2 separate regions of the Mus musculus genome follow, and region 2 is linked to region 1. A link is a contact called in ENCODE POLR2A ChIA-PET data. All regions are on one chromosome and are shown on one strand. The core of a region is the stretch at or near the end of the contact, and the rest is flanking DNA. Distances in the headings are between cores, read along the strand shown. Region 1 holds the start of P4ha1 (procollagen-proline, 2-oxoglutarate 4-dioxygenase (proline 4-hydroxylase), alpha 1 polypeptide). Region 2 overlaps Dnajb12 (DnaJ heat shock protein family (Hsp40) member B12).

What was found. ChIA-PET counts read pairs that join two places held with the same protein, here RNA polymerase II (POLR2A).
Region 2: POLR2A ChIA-PET joins it to region 1 with 13 read pairs in embryonic stem cell. The contact joins the enhancer-like site here to the promoter of P4ha1 in region 1. POLR2A ChIA-PET finds 5 or more read pairs at or near these places in 2 of 5 experiments (Patski and embryonic stem cell).

Annotation. Positions count from the first base shown.
Region 1 is chr10:59,319,007-59,326,435 of GRCm38, reverse strand. It overlaps P4ha1 (procollagen-proline, 2-oxoglutarate 4-dioxygenase (proline 4-hydroxylase), alpha 1 polypeptide), which reads right to left and starts at 3,140. Exons shown (of 15, transcript NM_001316371.1): 1 at 2,960-3,140.
Region 2 is chr10:59,898,412-59,905,840 of GRCm38, reverse strand. Dnajb12 (DnaJ heat shock protein family (Hsp40) member B12) reads right to left here. Exons shown (of 9, transcript NM_019965.3): 9 at 6,545-7,429. Among named protein-coding and RNA genes, the nearest start is that of Gm46226, 4.4 kb to the right of the region's middle. Within about 2 kb of position 4,189, at least 3 of the 3 ENCODE cell types and tissues checked have a DNase peak (open chromatin) inside an H3K27ac peak, as active enhancers do.

The DNA.
Region 1 (7,429 bases), core at 1,891-4,390:
GTTAGACCTCACCACAAGGCAGACAGACAATATTAACATTAAGGACCATTCCATTCATTTTGCTTCTCTGCATGCTTTTTCACCTTCAGAGCGTTACAATGTTGGGGGAGAGGAGGGACAAGATCTAATATGATATATTGTAACTGACTCACAATACAGTAGTTCAGCAAATCCTAAGAACCTATTTTGTTAGAACCGCTTTCAGCAATAGCTTACTAGGGCCACTCTCATACTTGAATGAAATTGATACATATGCTCACTTCAGCTTTCTGAAATAGCCAAGAAAGTCTGTCTCAAGAAGCCTACATAGCCTTAAATTTTTTAGGGATTCTTATAACAGAGCTCATGAGTGAGGGCATAAACTATACAGAAATATTTGTATTTTCTGATTTAGACCCCCACTTTGCTGTAGACATTCAAGAGATTTCATAGCTTCAAAAATAGACTGAAAAACACTCTGGATCTCACAAATTTATCTAAAAACAATAATTATACCCAGGTTAGTCATTTATTAAAAACAAAGCATTCCTCCCACAGAAATTAAGGCTCATAAGGTTTATAGCTGTCTCCATTCTCTCTATATCCCTAGCATCAAAGCAAATGCTTGAAATTAACTGCTCCATGAAAACCACAGCTTGTCAGTCCATAACTCACTCTGTAGTAACAGAAAATTAGTGTCTCCTCACCAAAGCTACAGCTCTCCTACAACAATGGTGATACACAGGAGAACTAAAGCTTTGCTTTCTTTCCTCTTCCTCCTCCTCCTCTCCCCCTTCTCTTCTCCTCCTCTTCATCTTCTTCCTCCTCTTCCTCCTCTTCTTCCACCTCCTCCTTGGTTTTTTATTTTGTTTTTGTTGTTTTTGGTTTTTTGAGATTGAGTTCTCTATGTAGCCCTGACTATGCTGAACTCACTCTGTAGACCAGGCTGGCCTCGAACTCACAGAGATCCAATTGCCTTTGCCTCCCAAGTCCCAGGATTAAAGACATGTATGACCACCACTGGCTATAAAGGTTTTTCAATTTTTTTTTCAATATTTATTCTTTACAATTACAAGTTGTATCTGGTTTTCACCTATTTTACTAGCTGAGTTACAAAGTGACAAAATGCCCAAGCCTTTTATCAAAGTCTCAGCTTAATTTCAAAGTAAAAAAAATTCAGTATAACAATGGAAATAGCTTCATCCACCTAAAAGAGAAACAGTAGACCTTTTCTTAGTCTGTAAATCCAAAAAGCATCTGCCCTCAGGAAAAAATTAGACACAATATTGCAAAATCAAACTGTCATGACCTTTTAAAGTAAGGAACAAAAATCTATGCTTCCTACAAAAGGAAAAGATAAAGCTTCTAATTCATATTTAAGGTTCTGAAATGACACTGACGGTCTAAAGTTAAAGAAAATCAGTGGCTGAAGAAAAAAAAGAAAGAAATCACGACTATTCCTATTTCAAATCAAGATAAAAATATTCAGAGCGTGTTCACTTTCAGCTTCTACTTCCTGCTTAAAAATCTCTTTTCTCCCTAGAAATAATCAAAATAACCCTTTTGTGTCTTTTTAAAGTTTAATTTCCAATGTTCCTGCTACGCAGGAGTAATTTTTTTATGCGATTATTTTAGGAAAAGACTAAGTTCCATTCATAAGCTTCATCTAAACCTGAGAAGGGAAACGAGGTTTTTTTTTTCCCCCTCAACCTTAAAAAAAAAAAAGTTGATGAAAGAACAGCGTTGCCACGTCTCCCCCCTCCCCCACTCACGTAGTGGCTATTCCATCCCTCCAGAGTGCATTCCAAGGAAAAAGTCCAAGAGCCATGGCTCTCGAGTTAAGTCGAACCTGGCAGGTTCCTTTTAATTAAAAAAAAAAAAAAAATCATTTCCTAAAAGAGAACCCAGGAGCTTGTCTATCCCTTTCTGTGGAGGCTCTTCCCTATAAACCACGGTGCAATACCCCAAGAGTCCTCATTTTGGATGGTCAGCTGAAGATGTTAAGTCCGAAAGCCTGCCTTTGTACCAAATTCCCACTCTCTAGGAGAAACAACCTCGTATTTAACCGTACCATCCTTCCCCACACTGAACATCCATCTGGGGTCAATCACAAAATTCAGTTTAAAAGTCTCACACAACCATAGAAGGTTTGGCCAAAATGGACTGACTTGTTGACCCTGCAAGAGGAGGGGAGCGTGAAAGACGAAAAGGGAAAGGGGATCATCAGGGTGAGCTGAACCAGAGGAGGTGGGCAAGATTGGAAACCAGGAGGAAAGAAGGAGCAGAGGGAGAGAGAAATACAGAGACAGACGCGTGTGTCCTTAAGTGATTCACTGGGATGAAGAGGAAGGAAGAAGCCAGCTTCCCCAACTGTGAATGACAGCAACTTCTCAGCTAAACTCGGCGCCCCGGGCTATGTCTACTTGCTGAGACAACGCCGAGAAGCGCAACAGACAAGTTCAGTCCTAACTTCTGAGTAGGTCCCACTTCCCAGCTTTACTTTCCAAAAGTGAAAAGGAAAAAGAGAAGAAGAGCGATCGAAACGGAGAGACTCAGCCCCCGGCTGCAAGCGCTGCCTGCTTTCTCCACTGCCACATGCTAACCATCTGCGGCTCGGGCGGCCCAGACCCCCGCCCGTCCGCCCTCGCCTTCCCCCGGCTTAGTGGGGCGGACGAGGTACCGCTGCACAAGTCATCAGGGAGGCTGGCTGCCCGGGATGGAACATTCAAGAAGGTCCTAGTGCTGGGGCGGGGCGCAAGCCGCTGCTGCCGCTCCGGCCAGAGGCAGGACGGGGGTGGGGGGACGGCGAGGGAAGCTGGGAGAGCGCCGGGGCGGCCTGACTTCGGGGGTGCGGGGCCGGGTCCTCTCGGGGAGACCCGGGGGCGGCTGTGAGAAGGGCTGAGCCCCACTCCAGAGCGAAGGGACCCCGGCTGCCCGCGGGGACCCCGCATCCGTCTCCAAGATCGGAGGAGCGCCTCACCTGGATAGCGGGCCGGGAGGAAGGCGACAGCTCGGCTCGGGTCAGTCCTGTCGCCTGCAGTCCCCGCTAGCTAGCTCCCTGCCGCCCTCAGCCTGCTGGCAGTGCGACTGGGCAGTAGAGGGAGCCAGGCGTCCCTTTTATATTCCCCTGCCGCGCCGGCGCGCCGGAGAGGGGGCGGCCGCAGCCCTCGCTACGTGCGCTCTGTCACACCAGCTCCCGCGCCACTGCGCAGGCGCTTGCGGCGAGCCTCCCACCCACCCGGGAGTCGCCCAGGCCCGGGGTGTTCCAAGCCTAGGCTGGCCCACGCGAGGACGCAGTGCGCCTGCGCAGAGCTCCTGCCACGCCACCGTTCCCGTGGTTACCATGGGGCTTCCACCACCACCCCCGCCCGGGTTCCTGTAGGATTTAGCGCCTTCATTTCAGGGTCAGCGGCGGGTCTCAGAGCCATCGAAGCCATCAGGAAGGACAGTTGTGCAAAATTAGGAGAAGTTTATAAGAATTTAGGAAATAAAGTGGAGGTGTGGAGTGGGAAACAAGACGGTGTATCCGGGGTGACTGTCGGGGCTGGCTTGGCCCACAGGGGTTTTTGCTTTAATAAGCGTCTTTTTTACACTTTTGAACACGAGGATTTCGCTTAATCTCCCACCCGCATACTTTATGGGTGAATAATAGATGACAATTGAGTGTCATCTGAGGTTAAATCCTAACCCACTCTGTATAAAGTTAGATTTTAACTTCCCTGTATCTTGGGTGCTACATCTGCAAAGAAGGAATACAATATTATCTGTTCCCTAGGCCCTAGGCTTGCTGTGAGAAACAATGAGACAATGAATGAAAAAGCACTTACTTAGCACATGCCTAGGATTCAGGAAGAGCATGGAAACATATAATGGGGCTGGGGAGGGGGTGTACCAGGATGTTGGGTTTTGAGCATTTACCTAACATGGAAAAAAAAGGCCTTAGACTTTATTACCTAGCCTCAAACAAACCAGCACAGAAACAAGCATCAACAACAGTAAGTCTGGAGATGTGGCACACACAGCTAAGATTTCAGTTCCCAGCACCGTGCTGGGTGGTGGCTCACAACATCCTGAAACCCCAGGTCGGGCAGATCAACAACTCTGGGCTTCCAAGAACACCGGTATTTAACCACACAAGACACATACGTATAGTTAAAATGAATAAAATTAAATCTTTAAAAAAATACTACTGAGCACACTATATAAGGCACGAACTGTGTTTGAGTTTAGTCTTGATCTAAAAGAAGAGAACCTTAGTTACTGGCAATAAGGACAATGCCAGAGATAATTTACTTCCTGTCAGGGAAAGAAAGACTTTTCTAACATTTGTTACTCGTTTAAAACTGTAAAGTTTTCCTTGCTTGCTAAAGTATGGAACTGATTGGCACTTATCTGGGACAGAGAGACAAAGAGCTTCAGGCGTCTGAAAGCAATGGTTTCTAAAAGTGTGGCTCTGTGGGTCTAGTCAGGAGCAGTAGAGCCAAAAATGTTTTTGTAGGACGATTTCGATTCTTTTGCTATAATGACAACACAGTTGGATTTTCCAGAGACTTCTGCTCCTTTGTCATGGTTTAAGTGTGAGGCATATCCCAACCAGGCCACTAGTAAGAGAATTTACAGAAGAAAAACAAAAAAAGCAAAAAACCACACAGCCACCCCACTAATACTCTTAAGATGTTTTTATTAAAAATGTTTTTCTGCTAACTTGTAATATAGTTGTTTTAAAATGCACAAATAAAGCTATTTTATATATTTTTTTAACCTCTCACTACAGTAAATCCTGCCAGATATGACCCATATAAAAATCTCCTTTAATCCTTAATATGTTTTATGAGTCACGGACCAAAGGATGTCTCCAGACCTGAAGTCAGTGAAGCTTCAGTGTCAGGAATCAGAATTGCCAGCACCCCCTTCTAAGATCCTTGGAGGGGTCTTAGCAATATGTCTACATGACCATATGCTCTTATGAACTTTGTAAAAGTAAGACAGTGTTGCAGTTCTTGTTCACCCCCGGAACTCTCCCTCTGCCGTACTTCCTCTTGACTGAAGGTGTTGGAGTCGCTGGCAGGCATTTAAAATCTTTTGCTAAAATTGAACTGGGGTTACATTTGGTTTGAATTTAGTAAGATTTATTTTTGTAGCCTAGAGTCTCTTCTATCTGTGGTTAGGTTGTTGCCAGCTGTCCCAAGCATCCAAGAATACTCTTCCCACCCATTGAGTTGGCTCTCCCAAGATTATGAGAGTAAGGTGCAAGAGCAGACCTCAAACCTCTTAGTTATGTGAATGTGTGCTCATTCTAGAGTCTATAAATAAATAAATAAATAAATAAATAAATATGCAATGTGGAATGTGTAGCTACATAGACGAGTGCTTGGTAGCACATGTGCCACTCCACTGCCTGACTGTTTAGTTGGTTTTGTTTTGTTTGTTTTGTTTTTAGAAGCAGGGCCTCACACTGTATATAGGCTAAGATAGTGGGAAGTTACTATGTAGCCAGCCTCAAAATTGTGATAATCCTGCCTTCAGTTGAAATTGGCAAGTTCTTTTTCATTTTTCTTTTTCAGATCAACTTCTAAAAGGGGATCCAGCAGCTTCTCTACTCCTTTCTATGGGAGGGTCTGCCTTGTAATTAACAGTGCAAAAATCCAAGAGTCTTCATTCTGTACAGTGTGCTTACAATGTTAGGGCTGGGATTACAGGAATTGCCCCCAATCCAGGCTTGGTGTGTGCTATTTTAAAAATTTAACAAAAGGAAGTTCTCTTCTGTTAGAATTTAAAGAACTCTCCAACAAACAAGAGTGCCATCCATTTGAAGAAATCTTACATGCCCCAATTTTTTTAAGTCATTAGAGTGAACAAACTGTTGAGATGTCTCCAGATTTAATGGCAATCTTCAAAACATTTACGATGTCATAAAGAAGTTATAAGCAGGGGCTAGAGAAATGGTTCAAGAATTAAGAGCACTGGCTGCTCTTTCAAAGGACTCTGGTTTGACTCCCAGCTCCCACATGGAGGCTTAGGGGCATCTGTAGCTCCAGTCCCAGGGCATCCAGCACCTTCTTTTAGCCTCTAGAGACCCCAGGCACGAACATCAAGCAGACATTTATATTTTCTAAACTATCTCTATGAAAACTTACCAATTATTATCGTATTAAGAGACAAAGAATATCGAGGGTAAAATCTATAGGGAAAGAAAATCAATATAAATTTGTGCCAGGAAATTAATTTAAAAATCATATTTTGCCAGGTGTAGCAGGCTCACAATTTTGAGACACATAAGTTCAAGATCAACTGACAAAGGCCTCATGCTGTAGCCTAACGTGACAGATGGCATCTCGTGGTGGGACACAGAGAGAGAGGGTAAAATATGGGGAGGAGGGAGGGAGAAAGAAGGGGGAAGCAGGATGAAGGGGGAGAATTCTCTTAACACTTTTATATTGGGTTCTAAAACTCTAGTTCATGACTTTGGAGGGACAAAATGTATCCCAAATACAGCTCTGATGTTTGTTATTTTTGGAAAATATCTGTCTTTTGTTCACTCTGAGAAGATACTTCCTACTAAGTCTGTGGCTATCAGCCTGATTGTCCCTGTTCTGCTAGAATGAAAATGAGCATCATGGGAAAGATGGTAAACTGACATGAGCCCATCTGAGTGCTCAGACACTGAGCAATGCTGGACCAGCCTTACTGCAAACCTGCAAGAACTCCATTCCTCTTGCATTTAAAGAAGTTACCCAAAGTAGTTCACCAATCAACTATTTTGTGAAGAGAATGTTTCGTGAATCGTTATAACTATTCTTAGAAAAAGACTCTTCAGTCATGATGGTTGCAATAAGCAGAAGAGATTTTAAAGTAAATAGGCCAATGGCAACTCAGGTTAGTCAAGTCTCAGAAAAAAAGAGCCCACCAGTGACAAGCTTCCTGGTTTCTAAAGCCAGTCAAATAAAAAGTCTGTCTCGGCCCGTAGTCGGGCATCTTGCTTCTAAGATAGAGTCATGCTTCTAAGGTTATCTATCCACTCCTACTTTAGAAAGTTGGGTCAATCCCTGAACTTTACCTTCCTCAAAGTACTATAAAAGAATGGTGAACGTGGTGACCCGGGCCACTAATGTGCTATGGCAGTGGGCAGGCATTTATCCATTAAGTATTTGCCTTCTGATACAAGCTAGACTATGCTAAATGCTGGCTATGTGTCTCATCTGCGATGGGTCTTGGAGTCCTTCTAAGAAACCAACAGCACACAAGAGGAGGAAAAATACACATGTTTTAAAAAGTATTATTTTGTATGGTGTGTTAGCACATGCCTTTAATCCTAGTGCTTGAGAGGTAGAGGTGGAGAGAAGCTCTGAGAGTTTGAGGCCAACCTGGTCTATATAGCAAGCTCCAGGCCAGCCAGGGCTACGTAGTGAGATCCTGTCCAAAAAATAAAATAAAATAAAATAAAATAAAT
Region 2 (7,429 bases), core at 2,940-5,439, 580 kb before region 1:
TGTATGTGTGTATGATTGTGTGTGTGTGTGTGCATGCCTTGGGGTTCTGTGGAGGTCAGAAGACAACTTACTCCAATGTGGGGAGCCTGGGATGGGATTCAGGGAGTCAGGACTAGGAACAAGCACTTTTGCCCACTACTGATGCATCTCATAGACCCCAAGGTTCTGGCTCTTAAGTTTTTTTGTTTTTTTGAGACAGGGTTTCTCTGTGTAGCCCTGGCTGTCCTGGAACTCACTTTGTAGACCAGGCTGGCCTTGAACTCAGAGATGCCCGAGTGCTGGGATTATAGGCGTGCGCCACCACGCCCGGCTGGCTCTTAAGTATTTTAAGTGGAGCAGGGTGAAACACATCCATGATCCCAGGCTTGGGAAGTGAAGGAGGAAGCTCAGAACCGCAGTGTCAGACACACCAGTGGGACCAATGGGACGATTCAGAAGATAAGAGCACCTGCTGCCAAGCCTGGAGACCTGGCTTTGACCTCTGGGATCCACAGAGTAGGAGGGAAGTGACTCCCACTGGGTGTCCTCTGACCTCCACATGCACGCACACATGAAATAATAAACAAAAATGTAATTAAAAATCAGCAATGAGCCGGGCGTGGTGGCACATGTCTTTAATCCCAGCACTCGGGAGGCAGAGGCAGGCAGATCTCTGAGTTCGAGGCCAGCCTGGTCTACAGAGTGAGTTCCAGGACAGCCAGGGCTACACAGAGAAACCCTGTCTCAAAAAAAAAACAAAAAAAAAAAAAAAAAAAAAAAATCAGCAATGTTAAAGTCAGTCTGGGTCACGTGAGACTCTGCCTGAGAAACCCAAACTTCTTAAATCTATCTATCTATCTATCTATCTATCTATCTATCTATCTGTCTGTCTGTCTGTCTGTCTGTCTGTCTGTCTGTCTGTTTTGGTATTTTGAGGCAAGATTTCTCTGTGTAGCCCTGGCTGTCCTGGAACTCACTCTATAGTAGACCAGGCTGGCCTTGAATTCAAGAGATCCACTTGCCTCTGCCTCCCTAGTGCTGGGAATAAAGATGTGTGCCACCACTGCCCAGCTTAGTACTTATTTTTTTTTAAATATTTTTTATTACATATTTTTCTCAATTACATTTCCAATGCTATCCCAAAAGTCCCGCATACCCTCCCCCCCCCCACTTCCCTACCCACCCATTCCCATTTTTTTGGCCCTGGCGTTCCCCTGTACTGGGGCATATACAGTTTGCATGTCCAATGGGCCTCTCTTTCCAGTGATGGCCGACTAGGCCATCTTTTGATACATATGCAGCTTAGTACTTATTTATCAGTGGACTCTTTTCAGCAAAGCTCTGTCTGCACCAAGGACAGGCAGAGGAGGGAAGTGTCACTGCAGGCTGAGGCTCCTATAAAGGTTTTGGAGGCATGGAGAACTACTCTCCATAGAGTCAGCCGCTTTTAGCTCTCTGTTCTCCCCTCCCTCCCTCCCTCCCTCCCTCCCTCCCTCCCTCCGTCCCTCCCCGCCCCCCCCCCCCCCACCAGACAGGGTTTCTCTGTGTAGCCCTGGCTATCCTGGAACTCACTCTGTAGACCAGGTTGTCCTCAAACTCAGAAATCCGCCTGCCTCTGCCTCCCAAGCACTGGGATTAAAGGCGTGTGCCACCACGCCTGGCAGCTCTCTGTTGTTTATGTCTTCATCTCCATTTCCCGAAGGTTTCAGGGTTTCTGGAACCTTCTACCCAGGGATGAAATCTTCTGGTTCTATAATCTTAGCCCCCTTACTAAGCAGCCATTGCACTAGTCTCCCCTGCCCCCAGAAACCCCAGGACTGAATCTGTCAATAAGGCATCAGGGGTCTGTGACATCTTCAAGAGTCACATGTGACAGCTCAAGAGAAGGGCTCCAGGGTTCTGCCCTGGGTGCTGAGCTGGGAAGAGCTTGTCCCTGGTACTCTCTAGAGGAATAGGCTGGGGCACATGGCCCAGCTCAGGTTCTCCTGGTCTGTCCCTAGGAAGATGACACCTGCAGGTACCCATCATGCAAAGTCAGGGTAGGAAATGCTGGCAGAGGGAAGGAGGAAGGAAGGAGGGAAGCTGTCCTCATCCTGATGGGAGGCTTGTCACTCAGGCATTGGTCAGCCTGGGGCAAGCCAAGTAGCATGGTTGGAGCAGGAGGGGAGGCCTGGTCTCAGATCAGACCCAGTATAACCCAATGCGCAGGTCACCCAGGGTCCCAGAGGGCTAGGCACATGCACTGACATCAACAGCTCCCTGGAGTGACATCCAGTCTTCAAGCTATGCTCCTGGGTTCTCAGGACACAGAATGAGAAGCTGTAAGAAGTCAGGGGGGTCCCCTCCCCTCCCCTATTTCTTCCACCATAATCCCTGCTCACTCGCTGTCCCAACCTTTCCCATGTCCCTCCCAGCCGCCTTCCTAGCTGGAAACAGAGCTAAGTCAACAACAGTTCCTCGAATTGTGTTTCAGCTCAGGCTGCGGCAGCCCAGGCAGCCAGGCTCTGGAGCTATTAATATTGGCAGATGTAGCTCATGCTATTTGATCCCGTGGGCTGTGATCCCACCAGGTTCAGCAATGAGCTAGCGAAGGCAGAGCTCAGGGTCCTGAAGACTCGTGACCCTTGGGGTTTTGGGGTCCTGCACTGAGTCATGCTAGTGTCCAGGAACTTGAACACCTGCAAACTTGGTGGCTGACAGAGGTTGGCAGGCTAGATGATAAATGGGGAGGCCTGTGGGAGAATGATGGCAGTCATTATGATGAATTTTACAAACACTACCAGCGGCGAGTGAGTGTTTTCTGTTCCTGCTGGGACTGGACCTTGGTATCCATGTGGTCTTTTACACATTGCTTCAGATCCCACCCCCACCCCCCAGCCTCCCTCGCAGAGACAGGTCCGCAGCCTTCCGGGAGGGCCCCGTGCCTTGGAGGCTGACCCTCTTACAGAACACATCTGCTACCTGGGTGGCTCTTGCAGTGCTGGTGGTAGCTCTCCGTTGTGGCTAAGGACAGTTTGGGGTCTAGGATGTCAATGTTAGAACACAGGGCCATGGCTGGTCGCCAGTAGGTGGCAATGATGCCAGAGGTAACCTGGAGGCTACTGGCCAGGATAGCACTGGGGAAGCCGAGAACAGAACTGTTTCTGATTCCAGACATGGGTGGTGCCGCCTGGCACAGGCTGAGGGCAGGAGACAGTGGCTGCTCCCTGGCCATTCTCAAACTGACTCCTGGTTCTGAGTTCTCTTAGGGAGAGGAACTGGGGACATTTTCAGTAGGATTCTGCTTCCCTCAGGAGGTGGGGCAATGGAGAAAGACCCTCCTTGCTAGTCGTGAGGCCTACTATCTGGTGGGTCTTTTGCCTTAGACACACCCTGGTCTGAATTTGTGGCTGCAAAGTGGCCCACAGGTGCTCTGCAAAGGAGATGGTAAGTCAGACAGCTGTCTCTGCCCAGGGGTCCCTTCTGTCCTCCCCCACTGTGGAGTCACACAGCTGGTGTGTGTGATGTGTGTGTGTGTGTGGAACAGAAAGGGTGACACACAGCGCAAGCACCCGCCAAGCCAAAGGAGGCAGACACTGCTAGGCCACTGTGCAGACACGGCTGAAGGTTGGGGCCCAGGCACTGAAGGCTGGAGAGGAGAGAATCTGTGCATGTCTCAGCATCCGGGTGGGCGTTCAACACTGCAGGTGGAGGAAGGGCAGCCCCAAGCTGCAAACAGCAGGAGGTGGGCCAGAGGCAGAGAAGGCTTCGAGGCTTCAGTGTGCATGCCAGGGCATGCTGTCTGCGTGGAGCCAGGACAGCATCACTAGGAGTGACATGGTCAGGGCAATTTGGGTGATGTCACTATGGAGGAAGAAGGCCTGGCTGACACACTCAGCATCCCATAGGTTTAAGTTGCTGTCTCTTGTGCTTCCTCATCCAAAAGAAAGGTGCACAATAAGATAGGATACTGGAACAGCCAACCCGAGTCCCCTAAAGTCCCAAGCTTGATCCTTGCCCTTTTTGGGGTCAACCACACTGAGGCATCTCTCCCAAGGAAAGCCTACCCAGTGTCTGAGCTAAGACAGCCAATCCAGACCTTCCTAGGGACTTCATTTAGATCAACTCAGAAGGGCTGGGTGGGCAAGGTGTGGCACCAGACCTTGGTGGGGTTGCCTGGCTGAGTAAACCTACACAGCTGCCTGCTGCCTCTGACTGGCCTGTATGCTGGGCCTTATTTCCTGCCCAACTGGCTAAGGAGGTGACAGTAGGCCTGAGCCCTGGCTTTGGGGAACATATTATGACTGGAGTTTGGGTAAATGATATCCCAGTCTCCCCACGTTCCATATAGCTTCTCTTTTGCCTTACAGAACCACTCCTAGACCCTGGCCAGGAAAGGCACCAAGGGTGGCTGAGATGTTTCTGGGATGACATAGGGGACAGGCAGGAGGAGGTATGCGCAGGTTTGTTTGTTTGTTTTTTTTTTTTTGTATTAGTGACGTTTCTCTCTGCCCAAGACTATTGCGAATGACTGGTGTGATAATTACAGGCAGCCATCTGGCCTACATGCTGCCCCGTGCTTTCCTGCCCCTCTTCATCTTCAGGCCTCTGTCACACTGCTCCCTCTGGCTGGAATCTCCGCACCAAGAGAGTGCCAACCAGACACACTCCCCCCTCCCCCACTTCCTCAAGAGCACCGGCTCCTCTGTCATCTCTGTGGTTACAGGGTCTAGAATAGGACTTGACATCAGTGTCAGGTAATCTTTGTTGACAGGACAAATGGCGCTTGGATGGAGCTTGCTGTGACCAGACACTGTGTGAAGCACTTCTTGGGAGCTGACTCCTATCCAACATGACCATCCAATAAGCCCAGTGTCTGTGCCCCACTCATTGTGTACATGAGGCTGAGTGACATGCCTGAGGTTACCCAGCCACTGCATATGAAGGCAGTCTTGAGTGGGAAGCAGCTGGAGTCCACAGCAACACTAATAACTTTTATAAATGCTGCTTCTGGGGCTGATTCCAATGGAGGGACACAGTCCTGAACGGCAGGTGGACACCCACGTCATGTCCAGGAGAGACACCCACCCGTTTTGACTGCTCATCCCTGCTGATACCCATTTTCCAAGTGTGGCCTGGAGTAGTGGTTCATGCCTAACCCTGGGATGCTGAAGGTACAGGCAGGAGGATCAGGAGTTCAAGGCCAGCCTTTGGTACACAGCAAGTCTGAGACAAGCCTGACCTAATGAAACCGTCTCAAAAACAAAGAAGAAAGTCAAAATCCTTAGAATGACCAAGACAGCAGATACACGGTTTCTACCTGTAATTTCTGGTACTTGGGAGGCAGAGACAAGAGGCTCACTATTGTAAACTGAAAGCCAGCCTGACCTACATAATGAGTCCCAGGCCAGCCAAGCCTATATAGTGAGGCTATCTCACACACCTCAAACCAAACCAAACCAAACCAAACCCAACCCAACCCAACCCACATGGTCACGTCCAACACAGTAAAATCTGACCTCAGTGAATGTCTGCAGAATGATCATTTTGCTAGACTCCAAACATGCAAACACACAGCTTCCAGAAGACCCTTGCTTGGGCCTCCTGCCTTCTGGCAAGTTTGTTCCCAGCTCTGGGAAAGGGCTGACTTCACAGCCAGACGGCGTGAGGTCTGACAGGGAATTCTGAGCTGCTCCTGAACCCGTGTCAAAGGTTGGCACTATGCACACCTGGCCCAGACAGCTGGGTGACGTGACTGTCTGGCAAAAATCCGGCCAGGTGCATGTTCCTGGTCCCATGGTGCCCCTTCTGCTCCAGACCAGAGCAGGGCAGGTCAAGGAGATAGCAGGTAGGTCCCTGAGGCCCAGACGGGCTTCTCTTGCCACCTGACAGTTGGAGGGGCATTCTGCTCAAAGCTTCTTTTCTGTTGCAGATGGATGACGTCCCTCTCTTTCTGGCTCACTGAGCTCTTTTAGTCAGTCAGAGAAGGTGGGGGCCAGGAAGCTGGCTACCCCTCTGCCAAGTGTAGCTAACAAGTGGCAGCTTGCAGGCCTGGGCAGGCTGTGGTGACCCTGCTCGGGGACAGCCAATGAGCTCCCGGGTTGTGGTGGCACCACCAGGCAGCCCGCCTGCCTTTGGCTGGCGCGCCAGCGGGAGGGGCCTGGGCCTGCCACTCACGGCTGCCGGCCCTGTCTCCGGGAGGCCGGGCAGATCTGCCGCTGGCTCACCCTGAGCCCCAGGCTGCCTCAGTGTTAGCTTTCTCCGTCTCCCTGGGAGAGGAGGCTGTGGCTGGCAGACTGTGGACACAGATGACAAGAGCCATTTGGGAATTTTCCCCAAGTCCCAGATCAGGAATGGGCTGCAGCCCAGCCCGGTGACAGGGTGGTGGGCAGGTCCCCATCTAGGGCTGGTGTCAGGGGCACCGCATCCTGCGGCCCCACAGCCATCTGAGCTCCTCCATACCCTTTGTTAGGAGGGCCAGGCCTGTCACTTAGGAGCTCCGGAGGCACAGGCTGGGCGGTGTCAATAGCAGCTGGTGGGAGCTTCCTGCCCCACCCCCTGTTCAATGCAGACCCACCACTGCCAATCACATAATAAACATATATTTATACATGTACAGTATCAGAATTCTAATTCAAGAAATACAGCTTCTCAGGGGATCCTTTAGGATCTGTGTTCTTATTGCACATGGCTCAGCCCCTCCAGGGACAGCTACCAAGACTGGACAGGTGGGGTGGCAGGGGCAGAGCACCAGGCCACTACGGGTGGGGTACTCTGGCCCACACCCAGTTATTATTATCTCTCTAGGCCAGGGTGGCCACTTCATTGCAGGGTGGGACCTTGTTTAAAAAAAAAAAAAAAGAAAAAAAAGACCAATTTGACAATTCCTAACCAAGCTTCCTTTCCCAGCAAGCATCCCATTCGTTAGGGGGTTGTATGAGAGAGACACCCTTGGTGGGGGTGGGGGGGTGGGGGTGGGGAGTGGTGGTGGTGGTGTCAGTTACCACCTCTGGGCTGGCAGCTTGGGGAAGTAAGGCTTTGGAAGTCTGTAGGTGATCGGCACACCCGTGGCCAGAGGAAAACTGGGGGAAACGGCAATTCCCAAAGGCCCGTAATAAACGCAGGAGGAGTTGAACCTCCTCCTTCCCCTGGCAGCAATGGCTGTTTTGATAAAGAGCCTCATCTGAAGGGGAAGCCATTCTGGTCGTAGTGGATTCTTCATCCAATGAGTGGAGCCCGGTGGGCCCACTGTGGAGTGAAGACAGGCGCTCACAGCACTGGCTCTCCACAAGCTGGGCTGCACTCAGGGCCTGGCTCAGCTCTGGGAGGAGCAGCCTTCTGGAGTCCTTGGTGCGCAACTTAGAAAACCTGTTGGCAATGGTGGAGCTGTGCCCTGTGGCACCTGTAAGGCAAACCCACCTGGGGACTTGGGTGGGGAAGAGGTATGGGCAGGGGAGTGGCTGCAGGGCTC